5 separate regions of the Homo sapiens genome follow, and regions 2, 3, 4 and 5 are each linked to region 1. The links are chromatin contacts, found by Hi-C or POLR2A ChIA-PET in ENCODE. All regions are on one chromosome and are shown on one strand. The core of a region is the stretch at or near the end of the contact, and the rest is flanking DNA. Distances in the headings are between cores, read along the strand shown.

What was found. Hi-C counts contacts between places; a loop is a spot of excess contacts on that map. ChIA-PET counts read pairs that join two places held with the same protein, here RNA polymerase II (POLR2A). Pooled maps may share reads with other maps.
Region 2: a pooled map shows a loop between it and region 1 (4-fold over the local background). The contact joins the enhancer-like site here to the promoter of TM9SF3 in region 1. A Hi-C loop is called at or near these places in 1 of 168 maps with a recorded cell type or tissue (ascending aorta), 2 of 37 single-sample maps with no recorded cell type and 12 of 50 pooled maps. POLR2A ChIA-PET finds 5 or more read pairs at or near these places in 1 of 52 experiments (WTC11).
Region 3: a map of CD4-positive, alpha-beta T cell shows a loop between it and region 1 (6-fold over the local background). The contact joins the promoter of ENTPD1-AS1 here to the promoter of TM9SF3 in region 1. A Hi-C loop is called at or near these places in 3 of 168 maps with a recorded cell type or tissue (CD4-positive, alpha-beta T cell, naive thymus-derived CD4-positive, alpha-beta T cell and posterior vena cava) and 11 of 50 pooled maps. POLR2A ChIA-PET finds 5 or more read pairs at or near these places in 2 of 52 experiments (CD4-positive, alpha-beta memory T cell and RWPE1).
Region 4: a loop to region 1 is called in a map of ascending aorta, with 2.9 times the contacts of the local background. The contact joins the enhancer-like site here to the promoter of TM9SF3 in region 1. A Hi-C loop is called at or near these places in 2 of 168 maps with a recorded cell type or tissue (ascending aorta and breast epithelium), 1 of 37 single-sample maps with no recorded cell type and 4 of 50 pooled maps. POLR2A ChIA-PET finds 5 or more read pairs at or near these places in 2 of 52 experiments (OCI-LY7 and activated B cell).
Region 5: a pooled map shows a loop between it and region 1 (3-fold over the local background). The contact joins the enhancer-like site here to the promoter of TM9SF3 in region 1. A Hi-C loop is called at or near these places in 1 of 168 maps with a recorded cell type or tissue (ascending aorta) and 10 of 50 pooled maps. POLR2A ChIA-PET finds 5 or more read pairs at or near these places in 1 of 52 experiments (AG04449).

The regions. Positions count from the first base shown.
Region 1 is chr10:96,585,752-96,588,451 of GRCh38, forward strand. It overlaps TM9SF3 (transmembrane 9 superfamily member 3), which reads right to left and starts at 1,261. Exons shown (of 15, transcript NM_020123.4): 1 at 983-1,261. The coding sequence starts at 1,084. LOC105378443 (a long non-coding RNA gene) reads left to right here and starts at 1,313. Exons shown (of 3, transcript XR_946220.4): 1 at 1,313-2,592. RefSeq lists a silencer at 921-1,490 and an enhancer at 2,369-2,428.
Region 2 is chr10:97,015,545-97,018,244 of GRCh38, forward strand. The region is part of intron 28 of SLIT1 (slit guidance ligand 1); the gene reads right to left. Among named protein-coding and RNA genes, the nearest start is that of SLIT1-AS1, 86 kb to the right of the region's middle. Within about 2 kb of position 1,322, at least 3 of the 41 ENCODE cell types and tissues checked have a DNase peak (open chromatin) inside an H3K27ac peak, as active enhancers do.
Region 3 is chr10:96,088,915-96,091,614 of GRCh38, forward strand. ENTPD1-AS1 (ENTPD1 antisense RNA 1) reads right to left here and starts at 1,321. Exons shown (of 6, transcript NR_038444.1): 1 at 1,068-1,321; 2 at 352-393. RefSeq lists enhancers at 1,041-1,410, 1,421-1,470.
Region 4 is chr10:96,289,515-96,292,214 of GRCh38, forward strand. No RefSeq gene overlaps it. Among named protein-coding and RNA genes, the nearest start is that of DNTT, 14 kb to the right of the region's middle. Within about 2 kb of position 1,378, at least 3 of the 41 ENCODE cell types and tissues checked have a DNase peak (open chromatin) inside an H3K27ac peak, as active enhancers do; they include OCI-LY7, where a contact is called at or near this core.
Region 5 is chr10:97,036,391-97,039,090 of GRCh38, forward strand. SLIT1 (slit guidance ligand 1) reads right to left here. Exons shown (of 37, transcript NM_003061.3): 22 at 1,308-1,376. Among named protein-coding and RNA genes, the nearest start is that of SLIT1-AS1, 65 kb to the right of the region's middle. RefSeq lists an enhancer at 1,692-2,192. Within about 2 kb of position 1,346, at least 4 of the 41 ENCODE cell types and tissues checked have a DNase peak (open chromatin) inside an H3K27ac peak, as active enhancers do.

The sequences.
Region 1 (2,700 bases), core at 11-2,510:
CACAGTCTCTCATAGAAACTCCTATCATTAATGGTAAAGGTATAAAAAACAATTACTCGTCAAGCAAACTCTCAATTTACCTGACCTTCCTGCCTTGCTCAAGTCTACCACTCTGAAAACCACAGTTACAGCCCTAAGTGAAAGCCATTTGAAGAGTCGTTCACATGCACGTTTTGATGTGAGAATACCAATTAAACAAACTGCCAATCACCTTTAGGCCAAATGCAAAAGGGACTGTTTCTGGCCCTGACCTGAAGACTGGGAAACGTCAAGACCCTTTACTGTCAGAAGCTGCCTTAGTTAGAGACTATCGGGATGGGGGTCTCACTTAGGGGCTGGAAGGTGAGGAGAAAGTTACAAGAAAGGCCTAGGAATTGAACGCGTGTAGGTTGGGTGCACTTACAAGTAAGTATAAACTGCTCTTCAATTCAAGTTTATTAATGCTGCCCCACCCCAGGGTTTTAATCCGGTCTGGGCAGAAGCGGGCGATAAAAGCCAAAGGAGACCATAAAGTGTAGGATATTTCCTGGTTAGTGGCTGCCGGGTAATCACGATGCATCCATCTTCCTCGGCGTCGCAGCCCTCAGTAGCCAGAAGGCAGTCTCCTTCCCTGGGGGGCAAAAGCCCCGAGCCCAGCCTGCCCGTTGCCCCGCTCCCGCGGTGGATGAACCTCAACCCTTCCCAGGCTCCTTCCTGGCCCCAGGGTCCCAGGAACCCCGAGACCCTGGGGTGCGGCGCCACTGAGGCCCAGACCGGGGGAAGGAGACCCTGTCACTCGGGAGCGGAGCCCTGTCCCGGGAGCGCACGGAAATGCCTCCTCCACGCTCCCAAGGTTCCTGCTCCGCCAGGCCCAACCGGAAGGAGTCCTCGGGCCGCAGTGGGGCACCACCGGGCCGCCGGGCACTCCAGGCTGCGTGGGGCCTGCCTCAGTGGGCAACTGGGGAGCTAGCCCGGGGCGGCCGCGCCGGCCGGGGCGCCTCACCGTGTGTTCGTGCTCGTCCGCCCGGGTCCGGGGCAGCAGCAGCAGCAGCAGCCACAGCGCGGCGGCCGCCGCCACGCCAAGAGCGCCAGGCAGCGGCCTCATCCTCCGCGCCCCTCCGGCCCGGAGCCGGCTCACCGACTCCTCCTCCCGCCGCCGCCTCCTCCGCCGCCGCCGCCTCCGCCGCGGCCGATTCGCATCCACGGGGCGCGGACAGACGCACGGGGCCCGGCCCAGCCGCTGCCTCCTCTGCCGCCGCCGTCGCCGTCACCGCCCGCTCCTGAGCCTCCCCCGCCCCCCGCGCCTCCTCAGCCTCTTCCTCTGACTCAGCCACGTCATCCGGCCACCCCGGCACGCGCCGGAAGTGCCTCGCGACGCGGGGCCGCCACCGCCGCCGGGCCGAGGGAGGGCCCGGCAACCGCCGCCTGCGCGCCGGCTGCCCCTCGGCTCCTGGGAGCCGCGGCGCTACGGGCCTGCCGAGCACTCGGGCGGGCGCCGAGCAGGCTGGGCCCCGGCGCAGTGGCCTAGCCTGGACCGCAAGGCCGAAGCCGCCTCCGGGCCGCGTCCCGGTGTTTCGGGTTGTGTAACCTTGGCCAAAATGCTTAAGCTTTTTTCCTGGCTGCCAAATGGGGCCGATCGTCTGACCTGCTGCCTCCGGAACTTGAGGGATCAGATCAAATAACCCTTTCCTGGCGCTCGTCTGCCGCTGTGAATGAATCACGGGCTCCTGTAATCACCGTTAGGAGAGATTGTTAAACTCGTACAGGGTTGGATGTTTTAAAGTTACTGAATATTTACTGGACCCCTACTGTTCAATCAAGACATGCTAAGTTAGCTTGCCATTCTTGTTCATTTATGTGTTTACTTAACTATTTCTGGGTCTCCTCTTCCCAGTCATAAATATCTCTTGGAGTGTAAGCTCCTCGGAGCAGAGATCCTGTTTCCGTATTTCCTGTACCTAGAACAGTGCCAGATCCGTAGTAGACACTGAAACAAAAAATCTTTAAAAAAAAAAAAATATACGAATGTGGCACCACCATTTACACAGGCCACTAAGCCAAAAATCTCGAACTTGTCAGATTGTCTCTTCTCAGCCATCAGCAGTCAACAAGTTCTAGCATTTGGTCTCTTAAAAGTGGTTCAAGAGTTTATTTTTCCTCTCCTTCCTCTGCCAGTACCAACCAGTCTTCCGTATCACTATGTATTGCAAGAGTCTCACAAGAAGATATCCATCACTGACTGATCTTCCTCCCGTTTAACATCCCCAACAGGTGCCAGGGTGATGTTTTTTTTATTCTAAAAAGAAACCAGATTATATCGCTCACTCCCTTGCTTAAAACAGTTCTTCAATGTTAGGTAAATAAATCATGGAGTCACCACGAGGGCGTTCATCTGCCAGGCACTATTCTGAACGATATTGGCTCATTAAATTCTCACAGAAACCCTATGCAGCAGGTACGGTGAAAATGTTCCTGTTACAGATGAGGTAACTGAAGCACAGAGAGCTTGAGTGGCTTGCTGAAACACCAGACCCACTCAGTCTGGCTCCATAATAGGTCTTTTTGCTGGTAATGATTTACCAACTATACAGCCACTTTAAAAAAAGGAAATAGGTAAGTACTGGCATGGAATGATAACCAAGAGGTTCTGTTAAATTTTCAAGTTGAAGAAAATAAGAGTTTAACTTCATTTTATATGGCAATATGTTAGTCTGCCCATAG
Region 2 (2,700 bases), core at 72-2,571, 430 kb after region 1:
ACAAAACAGGAAAAGATCAAACGCTGTGTCCTCTCTCATTCTGCAACATTCACCCATAAACCAACTGAGAGAAGAAAAGAACAAAAAAGCACCCATCCATCTCATTAAGAGAGATACAGTCCAATAAAATTTTCCTTCTATGTGTAATAATTTTCAATCCAATTCTATAATACAGTTATGTTGTTTCGAATTATTGTAGGGATAACTCGCTGCAAAAGAAACTTTAAATCAGAGGCTTATGGTGATGAGAAATAAGAAAAAAACTTTAAGTTTTAACTTACGTGTACCCATGTTGGGGACAGAGACGCATGGCAGAGTACTCAAGAAAAGAGTCTAGCATAAAAATATATTTGGTTAGAAAAAAAAGACAGGAGGGTAAGGAGTAAAATGGAAATACTAGTTAGAGGAGAAAAAAGAACAAGGTAAAATGTTTAACTGTTAAAGAAGAACTTGTTCGTGTCATTTTAAAATGGTATCCAATTGGCCACGTGGGGTGGCACATGCCTGTAATCCCAGCACTTTGGGAGGCCAAGGTGGGTGGATCCCTTGAGGTCAGGAGTTTGAGACCAGCCTGGCCAACATGGTGAAACCCCGTCTCTACTAAAAATACAAAAATTAGCCGGGTGTGGTGGTGCATGCCTGTAGTCCCAGCTACTCGGGAGGCTGAGGCAGGAGAATTGCTTGAACCCAGGAGGCAGAGGTTGCAGTGAGTCGAGATCTCGCCACTGCACTCCAGCCTGGGTGACAGAGCGAGACTCTGTCTCAAAAAAAAAAAAGTGTCAAAATGATGTGCTGTTTAGATTGCATTGGAGAATGATAAAAGAGTGATTTAATGTCATATTTTTAAAGCTTAATTTATTTTTTTATTTTAGAGACAGTTTCACTGTGTTGCCCAGACTGGAGTGCAGTGGTATGATCACAGCTTACTGCAGCCTCAACTTCCTGAGCTCAAGTGATCCTCCCTCCTCAGCCTCCTGAGAAGCTGGGACTATAGGCATTCACCATTACACCTGGTTAATTTTTAATTGTCTGTAGAGATGGGTTTTGCCATGGGGATTTTGCCATGTTGCCCAGGCTAGTCTCCAACTACTTGTCTTAAGGCCCTTCCACCTTAGCCTCCCAAATAAAGTGATAGTTTTATTCTTAAATGTTAATAATATTTATAATATCTGGAAAAATTACCTCCTTTGCAATGAAAAACTTAAAATGAAAATTTTAGCTGTCAATCTAAGGATGTGTGAGGGAGTGTATAGTTTTTAGAATGTATCTGGGGAGTCTGTGAGTAAAAAGAATTCAAATCACCATTGCAGGAAATGGTCTGTGGTTAACTGTTTTCCCTGAAGGCTGGAGGGGACCAGCAGCAGGGTTTTAAGCTGGGGTGACAGGGTCAGTTTCACATTTCAGAAAGTGGCCTGTGGTACGAGCTGGGGCAGGGTAGCGGGAGTAGACACAGGTCAGGGGATAACAGGTGCCCCAGAGAGCCTTGGGGTTGAGGGGTAACTCGTGGAGGCACCCCCTTTCCACCTGGAGAGCCCACTCCCGCAGCCCGCATTCTGTAAGGCAGTGAGGTGAGGGGGCTGCCCCATCTCCCCATCTCAGGGTGAAGGGGGTGTCCTTTCAGCCCCCAGCTGGGGCGTCTCAGGAATGAGGAGGGCGCGCCCAGGGAGTTGCTCACCGAAGCCCCGAGGAGGCTGGGTGCAGAGTGTAAGGACGCCGTTTCCAAGGCAACCAGGGGAAGAGAGGCCATTTAGTGATTCATTTTTACATCTGGTAATTTGGGTATGCAGAGGCAGGCTCAGCCATTTCTGCCCCCAGATTCAACATCATTTTCGGAAGAGCCAATGTATTGCGCCAGCAATTTATTTTCAGCAACTAAATACTATGTATTCCTCAGAAAAGCTCTGGGAGGGTGGGGCTCATTGGGCGGTCCTGTGGGGAGCAGCCAGTGGGAGGGCGCTTGCGTTGTGATGTCAGCTCTGGAAGGACTTAAGAGATGGGGTCATTAGGGCTGGCCCCTTCACTGAATAGCAGAAAATGGGCTGCTCAGGGCAGGGCCGGAGGGCTATCCCCTCCCACAGTGCCCAGTGTGACTCATGAGATGGGGGGACCCCAGAGAAAGCAAACAGGCCTTGGCTCCCACCTCTGGGCAGGCCTCACCCACCCAGTGGCAGCCCCAGCTGTGTCTCAGGGGCTCAGGGGGCAGCTTGAGGAGGCTGGCCAGGGCCCTGTCTGCAGGCAGCACTGTCAGGAGCAGGCTCTTCGAGGGAGATTGGAGGCTTTGGGGTGAATGGAAATTTTCTTTTCTTTTTTTTTTTTTTTTTGAGACAGAGTTTCGCTCTTGTTGCTCAGGCTGGAGTGCAGTGGAATGATCTTGGCTCACTGCAACCTCCGCCTTCCAGTTTCAAGCGATTCTCCTGCCTCAGCCTCCGGAGTAGCTGGGATTACAGGCGCGTGCCACCACACCCAGCTAATTTTTGTATTTTTATTAGAGATGGGGTTTCACTATGTTGGCCAGGCTGGTCTCAAACTCCTGACCTCGTGATCTGCCCACCTCGGCCTCCCAAAGTGTTGGGATTACAGGAGTGAGCCACCGAGCACGGCCTGAATGGAAATTTATAGGAATTTCAAACACCCCTGCTGTGGTCCTTGGCACTGCACTGTATATGCTTTGGCCATGGAATCCGAGTGCCTTCAAAAAGG
Region 3 (2,700 bases), core at 71-2,570, 500 kb before region 1:
GGAACTTGATAACAATTTTTTTAAAAACTATTATAACTACGTATATTAAGCCTTGTTAAAACCACAAGTTTTAGAGGTTTAAGCCTTACTAGGTCAGCTCTTCTGATTTTGAGAGTTTAAGTGAAAATTTAAATTATAACACAGTATGTGGAGTAAACCTGCTTCAAATATTAGTTTCTACATTATTGTTTCTATAAAAATAGTAATCTTCTGTATTTTAATATCAACTCATCACATATTAAATATTTCAGTCAAATCAAAATTTCATTTGAAATCTTCAATCTAAAAAATACACAGTTAAGCGCTTAAAAAGTAATTTTAACCACTAGGAAATGTTAATGATTAACTCACATTTGTTTCTGTTTCACTCCATGACAAAGTCTATAGGACACCCTGCAGAGAGGAAAACTCACATTAATATACCCATAATTTTACTTTCAGAAGCTTCTGGTAATCAAAGACTTATTATGAGGTGTCTTCATGTTACCACTGCGCAGTAGCAAACTTAAAATATTCTAAAGATTAATCTATTTTCTCATTTTTTTAATGCTTTTGTTAAAATCTCAACAAGTACTAACATGTTATCTAAATTTAAACCTTAAAACAATAACACGACCCAATATGTGAACTCTGCCTATTAATTCTAAAACTTTTAATAATAGTTTGCTTATGTTTGAGACTTAAAACAATAACATACTGCACTACACCCATCTTAGATATTTTCTAGGATCAAAGTCTATCTGGAGCAGGGCAAGCTGTGGTTGAGGGTGGTTGGGTCAGCAGGTAAGAGCCTTATGACCAGCTCTAAACGCCTCCACGGTGAGGAGCACCTCGAGCTAACAGACCAAGCACCAAAGGGTGGAACAGCTCAAGGTTGCATTTAGGAGACTCCAGCCTCGGCCGCCCGTGACTCCTCGACGAGCCCCACCTCTCTCGGTTCCAGCATCCGGCCCGCCCCTTCCTCCCAGGCTACCACAGTATCGCCCGCCGAGCTCCCGGGCTGCGGGAAATGACGGAAACAAAAACTTGGTACACAAAGAAGGGCTAGGTCAGAAGTGAGGTCCCACCCTGGCAAGAAGGGCGACTTTTCTAGAAAAACTTAGCGGCAAGTTAACGGGAAGCGCGGCGACACAGTTCCTACGATTGTGGGGGGCACTCTGCCGCCAGGCAGTCTCATCCTTTGTCCTTTGAGAGGCCTCCTTGAAGCCGAAGGCTCTTAAGTGTCCCTGGGCAACCCTTGACTCGATCTCCATTACGGGCCCTCACTGACAGCAGCCATGACAGTTGCTTCCGGATATATTGAATCGCCGCGGCCAGAGTCTCCCGGAAGTGACGCAACGCGGAGGGATCCGCGTTCGGCAGTGGGAGACCGAAGCGAAGTGGTTCCCGGAAGCGGCTGCAGCTGGGCTGCTGGTGGCGGGGCGGGGGTAGAGTGGGGAGAGAGGTTGTGGGTCTTACAACCAACCAACCCCAACACGTTTTACGTGTTAGGCAGGCATTGTGCTGAACACCTCATTGGCAAGCCATTTAATCCCTTCCTTACAATCCCAGCAGTCAGAAATGTATCACTTACATTTTATATATGGGGAAACTAAGGTTAAGAGAGGGCAAGTAAATTTGTCCGAGATCGTATAGCTGGTACTTGGTGAACGTGGTCTAACCCAGACACCGCGTTCTCCCTGGTGACTCCATTTTGTAAAACCAGAGCTGTTGGCGCATGGCATCCTCGTAAGCCCCTTTAAGTTAGGCACTCTGTTGCCCAGAGAGGGGCCAACTTGTAGCCAGTATGCTCTTTATGGTGAACACAAGGCCCACGTGTGTGCCTGGGTCCCCTTGGCTGAACCTCGGATTTCAATTGGTTTCTGACACCTTGCCTTTGCAGCATTCTCCGTCTGCAGCGCTGGTTACCTGAGGAAACTGTCAATGATTGCTAGGCTCTGGGGAACATTTTAGCTCCGTTTAGGCCCTTTTAAATCCAGGACTAAGACAGTTGGAGGCCTCTCACCATCACCAGATACTCTAGCTGGCCTTAACAGAGGGCCAAGGACCATAATCTTGGACTTTCCACCAGACCAAGTGTTTGTTTGGCTTCTGTTTCTTTAGAATATGACTGAAAACCAATCTGTAGTTTGTTTAGTCTTCTTTCTGCATTGACCAGTACTCACATAATAAAGTGGGACTAGCCACTAAGGCTATGTTTTTGTAAAAACAAATTATGCCTAGAAAAACACAAGAAATACATCAAAATTAACAGTGATAGTGTTTGAATAGAGAGTGATTTTATTTTTTTCTCTCTGCTTTCTCTTTTGCATATCTGCTATAAAACCCTTTTAAAATAGAAAAATAAGCAAACTGGCTATGGTAAAAACATTTTTAATTGCCTGCTGTTATAATGACGGCAAAGGCATGTTGTCACATTTTGATAAATGACCGTCCTTGATACAAATCACGTAGAGAAATCCTGTTTGACTAGAAAAGCATTGGATTTTTGTGAGTCAGTGTATTCTCAAAATTTTCGATATTTTGTTTTGGTTCTATAATCCTCACAGGAAAAGTAAAAAAGCAAATTGATGTTTTTCACACACTTTCGTATGAGAGTATGCTACCACCAAAAGTCTTCCCTAAAACAAAGTTGCAGGGGTCAAGTCATGTGGGGCGTTTGGATACTTGAAATGGTGGAGAACAAATATAAAAAGCTAT
Region 4 (2,700 bases), core at 128-2,627, 300 kb before region 1:
CACCAGGACCAACTGATGAGTGGGATGTTTTGGGTAACTTGTTTCCAAATTTTTAAAACTTAATAAGCATACGCAAAATGTGCTCGACAGAAAAGGAATTTTAGAGCCACCTTTCCCTCAGGGCTGGGAGCATTTGTAATACTGCGTGTGGAGGGCTCCAGCGCAGGGAACCATGATTGACAGCAGCCACCATGTGATGGATGGATGACCAGATTGATGTATTGATAAGGCCAGGCTTGCAGAAGAGAACTCTGAAGAGCAGGTTTTTCTGGTTCCAACAAATTAAATCACAGTCACATTTTTCTTCAATTAGTGACCCATATCTGTTTTCACTTTCTCCCAATCCTTCTGCTGGTCCCATGGATGCCCCCTCCCCCTTAAGCCCCCACTCATTGTCCCCACCCCTTGTCACCTGGACATTTTTCCTTCCCCTGTGATAATGGAGTCATCATCCCATGTCCTTTCTTGCAAACTTGACAGGGTATTAGAGGCATCTTCTTCCTCCTAGGCTTCTGTTGCCTTTGAAGTGAGGTAGAGCATTTGTCTATGGGATGGGGAAGAGTGAGTGTCCAGATTCCAGTTGCACCTCTCGATTGCAGACAATTTCTACTGCATCTCCCAAGGGCAAACACAAGTCACCATCATGAATTTACACTTTGTTCTCAATTGCCCACTCCAACCTCCTATCTAGAGTCACATAAGCATGAGAAATGAATGTTGTCTCATTCAATCTTTATAATCCCTTGGGCACAGATGAGAAAAAGGCTTTGGAGAGGTTAAATAACTATTAATAAGAAGAGGGATTGTGATTCGATCACTGCATTAACTGACTCTCACCATTCTTCTGTACTGTCCACAAAACTTTGCTATAAATTATAAAACAAAAGTTTAACTAGATAATCATTATATATACAAGATTCTAAATAAGCTAATTCACTCTCCCTATGGTTTCCTATTTTCTACCTCCTTCCAGATCATTCTTCCAGGTGCGGCCTCAGCTCCCTCTCCCTCGAAACCCAGTGGATGATTCTAACTTCCCGGTCACCTCTTCCTTTCCTACCAACCCCCCACTGCCACTCAGAAGCTGTCAGAAAACACATTTAAGCAAACTAAAAATAGCAAACCCAGAATACTCCCCAGCAAGGAGAAAGAAGCTAATCATCTTCAAAGAAGCTGAAAGGATTTCAAGAATGGTGAAACATTCACAAATATAGAATTGTGTTGTATAAGTTAACTGGCAATGCTGTACCACCTTGTAAAAATTCAGATAACAGCTCATGTGCCTGTAGTCCTGTACAGTTTATAAAGCACCAATGCACTTTAACTGCACAGCATATTATGGCATAGATGCCATTATTAGGTCCATTTTTACAGAGGCGAAAGCTGAGGCACACAGCAGTTGCATGACTTCCCCACAATTAGTCAATATGAGAAGTGAAGTCAGGTTTTCTAACTTAAGAGCCTGTGTTGTTTCCACTCTCCCACACAGCTATTTGTTGAATTAAATTTTCAGATCAATGCACTTTTATTTCTTCTTTTTCCAAATAACAACAGATACAATTCAGAAAGAGCTAAGAGCCTCATCTAACATTCTGCAGCTTAGACCTCCTCCTGCTGCCAAATTTAGAAGTCATGGACCTTCGTGTATTCTTTCAAAAGTTAACTAGGTTTTAAATAAGTGGAGAAAATATGGATTATTTAATAAAAGAATCTAGGACAAGTAGGAAGCTACTTGGGGGAAGAGAAACTTGGATCCAATACCTCACTTGTTACACAAAAATAAATTCCAGTGGATTAAAGATTTAAATGTGAAAATAAATCCCTAAAAAACCTAGAAGAGAACATCATTCCCATCCCTCACCATCCCACTCCACCCCATCCCACCCGCTGCTGCTTAGGGTTTAGAATCTCTGAGTGGGAAAGGGCTAAGTATGACACAAACAGAGAAGCCATAAAGAATAAGATTGATATATTTGACTACATTTAAAAGATCTGCATGTTTAAAAGTCACCACCATTAACCAAGTCAGAAGTCAGAAAACAAATCGGGGGAAGTATTTGAAACCTATACTCAGGAAGAAGACTAATTTTGTCATATATAAGCAAATCACACAAATAAATAAGGAAACACACACACCCAATAAAACATAAGCAAAAGATAGAAAGGATGGTTTATAGAAATACTCGTAGCCCTTAAATAGATGAAAAGATGCACAACCTCACTCATATTGAAGAAAAAGCAAATGAAAACTCCACTGGGATAGCTTCTTCTACATTTCATATTTGCAAGCAACCCAAAGTTTGAGAGTACACCATGTGTGATGAGCGTGAGACAACGGGCCCATCACCTCTCCGGTGTGTAATCTGAGTGTAAACTGGTACATTGTCAATGGAGAGCAATTTGCAGATTGGCAATAGCTATACAAATTTAAATGCACATATAGAGGATTTAAGCAAATTATCTGTCATCAAAATGCCATCAAGTGTAAATGATAGAACTTGGATTTGACTCCAAACCCCATGCTATTGGCACAGTCCAGAGCTGGAAGACTACACAACCAGAGCAGCCTCTATCTACACATTAAACAGCTATTTAATATGTACCTATGAATGCAAGTAACATTTTCCATTTTTAATATTTAAATTTTCCTATAGATTTAGGGGGTGTAAGTGTTGTTTTGTTACATGGATATAATAGTTA
Region 5 (2,700 bases), core at 96-2,595, 450 kb after region 1:
ACACATTGGCCAGGTCATTAAGCAAAGACAGATAAATTGGAGCTTCAAAATTCTGTAAGCCAGAGCCGCCCAAAGTAGCCAGTCCTTGAACTAAATTTCACCAACCCACAATAAGAAACTTGGGCCAAGATCCGGTCACCACACCTAGCTTAGTTTACGCGAACATTGTTTCCATAGCAAGACTTTCTCAACAAAGGAAGCAATACATTGATTTAGATTCTGGTGTAAGCGCCATATCTAATTACAAACCCATTACAAACAGTTCTGGGACTGATGTGGGCCCGTAGATTGCACTTGGAGTGGGACTGCTCCAAATCACACTAAGGTGGAATGTTCTCTGGACTTCTTTTTGGTAGAATCTGGCCAAGGAGCAGATAAAGACAATTGAAGTGAGGAGCTAGGTAGGCTAGAAAACTAAAAGGAGCTGAACTTATTATCCTGAGGCTTATTTTGTATATTTTCATGGAGTAGAAGGGGTCAAAGGTGGAAATAATAGAAAAGCAGAGGCGTAGCCTGAAGAAAAACTTAGTTACAGGTATGTATTTGTAGCTGCCATAGTTCATACTTGGTTTGAGAGCTGAGCTGGACCGAGAAGCTTTCCATCACCCTCCACTTTTCCTGGCTCCTTGGCTCCTAACCTTGCAAGAATAACCCCCTTTGTGTGTGTGTGTGTGTGTGTGTGTGTGTGTGTGTGTGTGTGTGTGTGTGTATGTGTGTGTGTGTGACGGAGTTTTGCTCTTGTTGCCCAGGCTGGAGTGCAATGGTGCGATCTTGGCTCACTGCAGCCTCCACCTCCCGGGTTCAAGCGATTCTCCTACCTCAGCCTCCCGAGTAGCTGGGATTACAGGCATGTGCCACCATGCCCGGCTAATTTTGTATTTTTAGGAAAGATGGGGTTTCTCCATGTTGATCAGGCTGGTCTCGAACTCCAACATGAGTTCGAGAGGTTATCCGTCCGCCTCAGCCTCCCAAAGTGCTGGGATTACAGGTGTGAGCCACCGTGCCCGCCCGACCAGGATAACCCTTTTAACAGTCACGACCAGCCTCACGGGGGAGCTTTGGGGAGACGGCGTGGGCAGGAGGAGGAGGCAGGTCCAACCCAACATGGCCTGGAACTATGTAATTGCCAATCGTGGCCACTAGGTGGCAAAACAGCTCTAGGCACAGCTGTTCCCAGAGGGGAGCAGGGAAAGGAAAAGAAGCAGGATCTGCCCAGAAGTGAGGTCCGTAGGAAATTCCAGGAAAGCCGGAGTCCTGATGGTTAGATGCCAAAGGCCCTCCTGTCCTCAAGCGGCCTGGATACTTACACGAGCTGCAGGTACTTGAAGGTAGACAGCTGTCCCGGAACCAGCGTGAACTGGTTCCCGTCCAAATAGCTGCAGAGAGAACACAGCGGCGTTAGTGCCCATCTCCACCTCTGGTGGTGCCCCATGCTGGGGACAGCCTTCCCTGCAGCCAGGGACTTCGCTCTCATTTCCTCTCCTCCACATAGGCCACACGATGGGCCCAGAATCACTTATGGGAGGAGAAAATATGTACGTTGTTGAAGCCATCTGGGGAGGTGCCACCCAGAGGACTTGGTAAAAAGCCAATAGTCACGTGGCCTCTCTCGGTTCCCTTCTCGCTTCCCTTCTCACCCTCCCAGCCTCCTCCTTGTCCATGGACACTCCCTGGGCCCCTGCCTTCCCCTCCCTGCTCTGCTCTTTCCTGGCCAAATAGATCTGATTTGCACGTTACCGGGCCCTGCCAGCTCCCAGGGCCCCCTGTCCACCTGCTGGCATGGGCTGTGAAGCTGATTCACAGCCAGACTGCCCAACCAGTTCCCCCTCATTCCATCAGCACCCCTCTGCCTTCCTGCCTTCCAGGCTCCGCACCCTGATGTCGCTTCTCCTCCTCCCTCTGCAGCCAGTGCCACCGCTGCTCTCTCACAGCTTGCTTTCCTTGCACTCTCATGCCACCCGCCGACTGTGCACCACCACCCATGCCCGGGCTCCTGCTGCAGCCTCTTCTGTCTGTTCTCTGCACCTTGGACCTCCCTTCTGGCCTCCACTCTACTCACTGCTATCCAAGTCACTGTCCTTAAAACCAAGCCCACCGAAATCCTCCTAAGCCCGAAGCTTCCCAAGGTTCCCATTTCTACAGGATAGAGCTTGGGATTCAAGATGCTCTGAACCTCCCCCTCTTCCCTTCATTGTTGACCATTCATGCCTCCAGCCTGAAGGTGCTAAGCAGTGGCCCAATGCCAGGAGCTGAGCCAAGCTGAGCTCCAGCACAGGATCTCCACCCCCCAACTAACTACAGCCTGCAGGACAGCTCTCCCCCACTTCCCAAAGCCCCAGAGAGGAGCAAAAGGAGGGCTGTGCTCATCCTTACCCCTCGCTCTGCATCATACAAACTGACTTCCCACCCATCTCGTTTGATCCTCGAGGCAGTCCTCGTCCACATACCCAAGTAGTCCCATTTCACAGATGACAAAACTGAGGTTTAGAGAAGTTAAAAGATTTTCGCAGGCTCTGAACTTCACCATCTTCAGTCAAAGAAGGTAGGCTGCCCCACCCATCCCATTATTCTCAGGGCTGCTAGGAGGCTCCAAGGAGAAAGCAAGGACTCATGAGGTTTGTAGGACACTAACTCTGCAGTAGAAAACAGGGTGAAGACGGGGCAGGCCAGGCCCAGGAAAAGGCCCGCAGTGGTTGATGT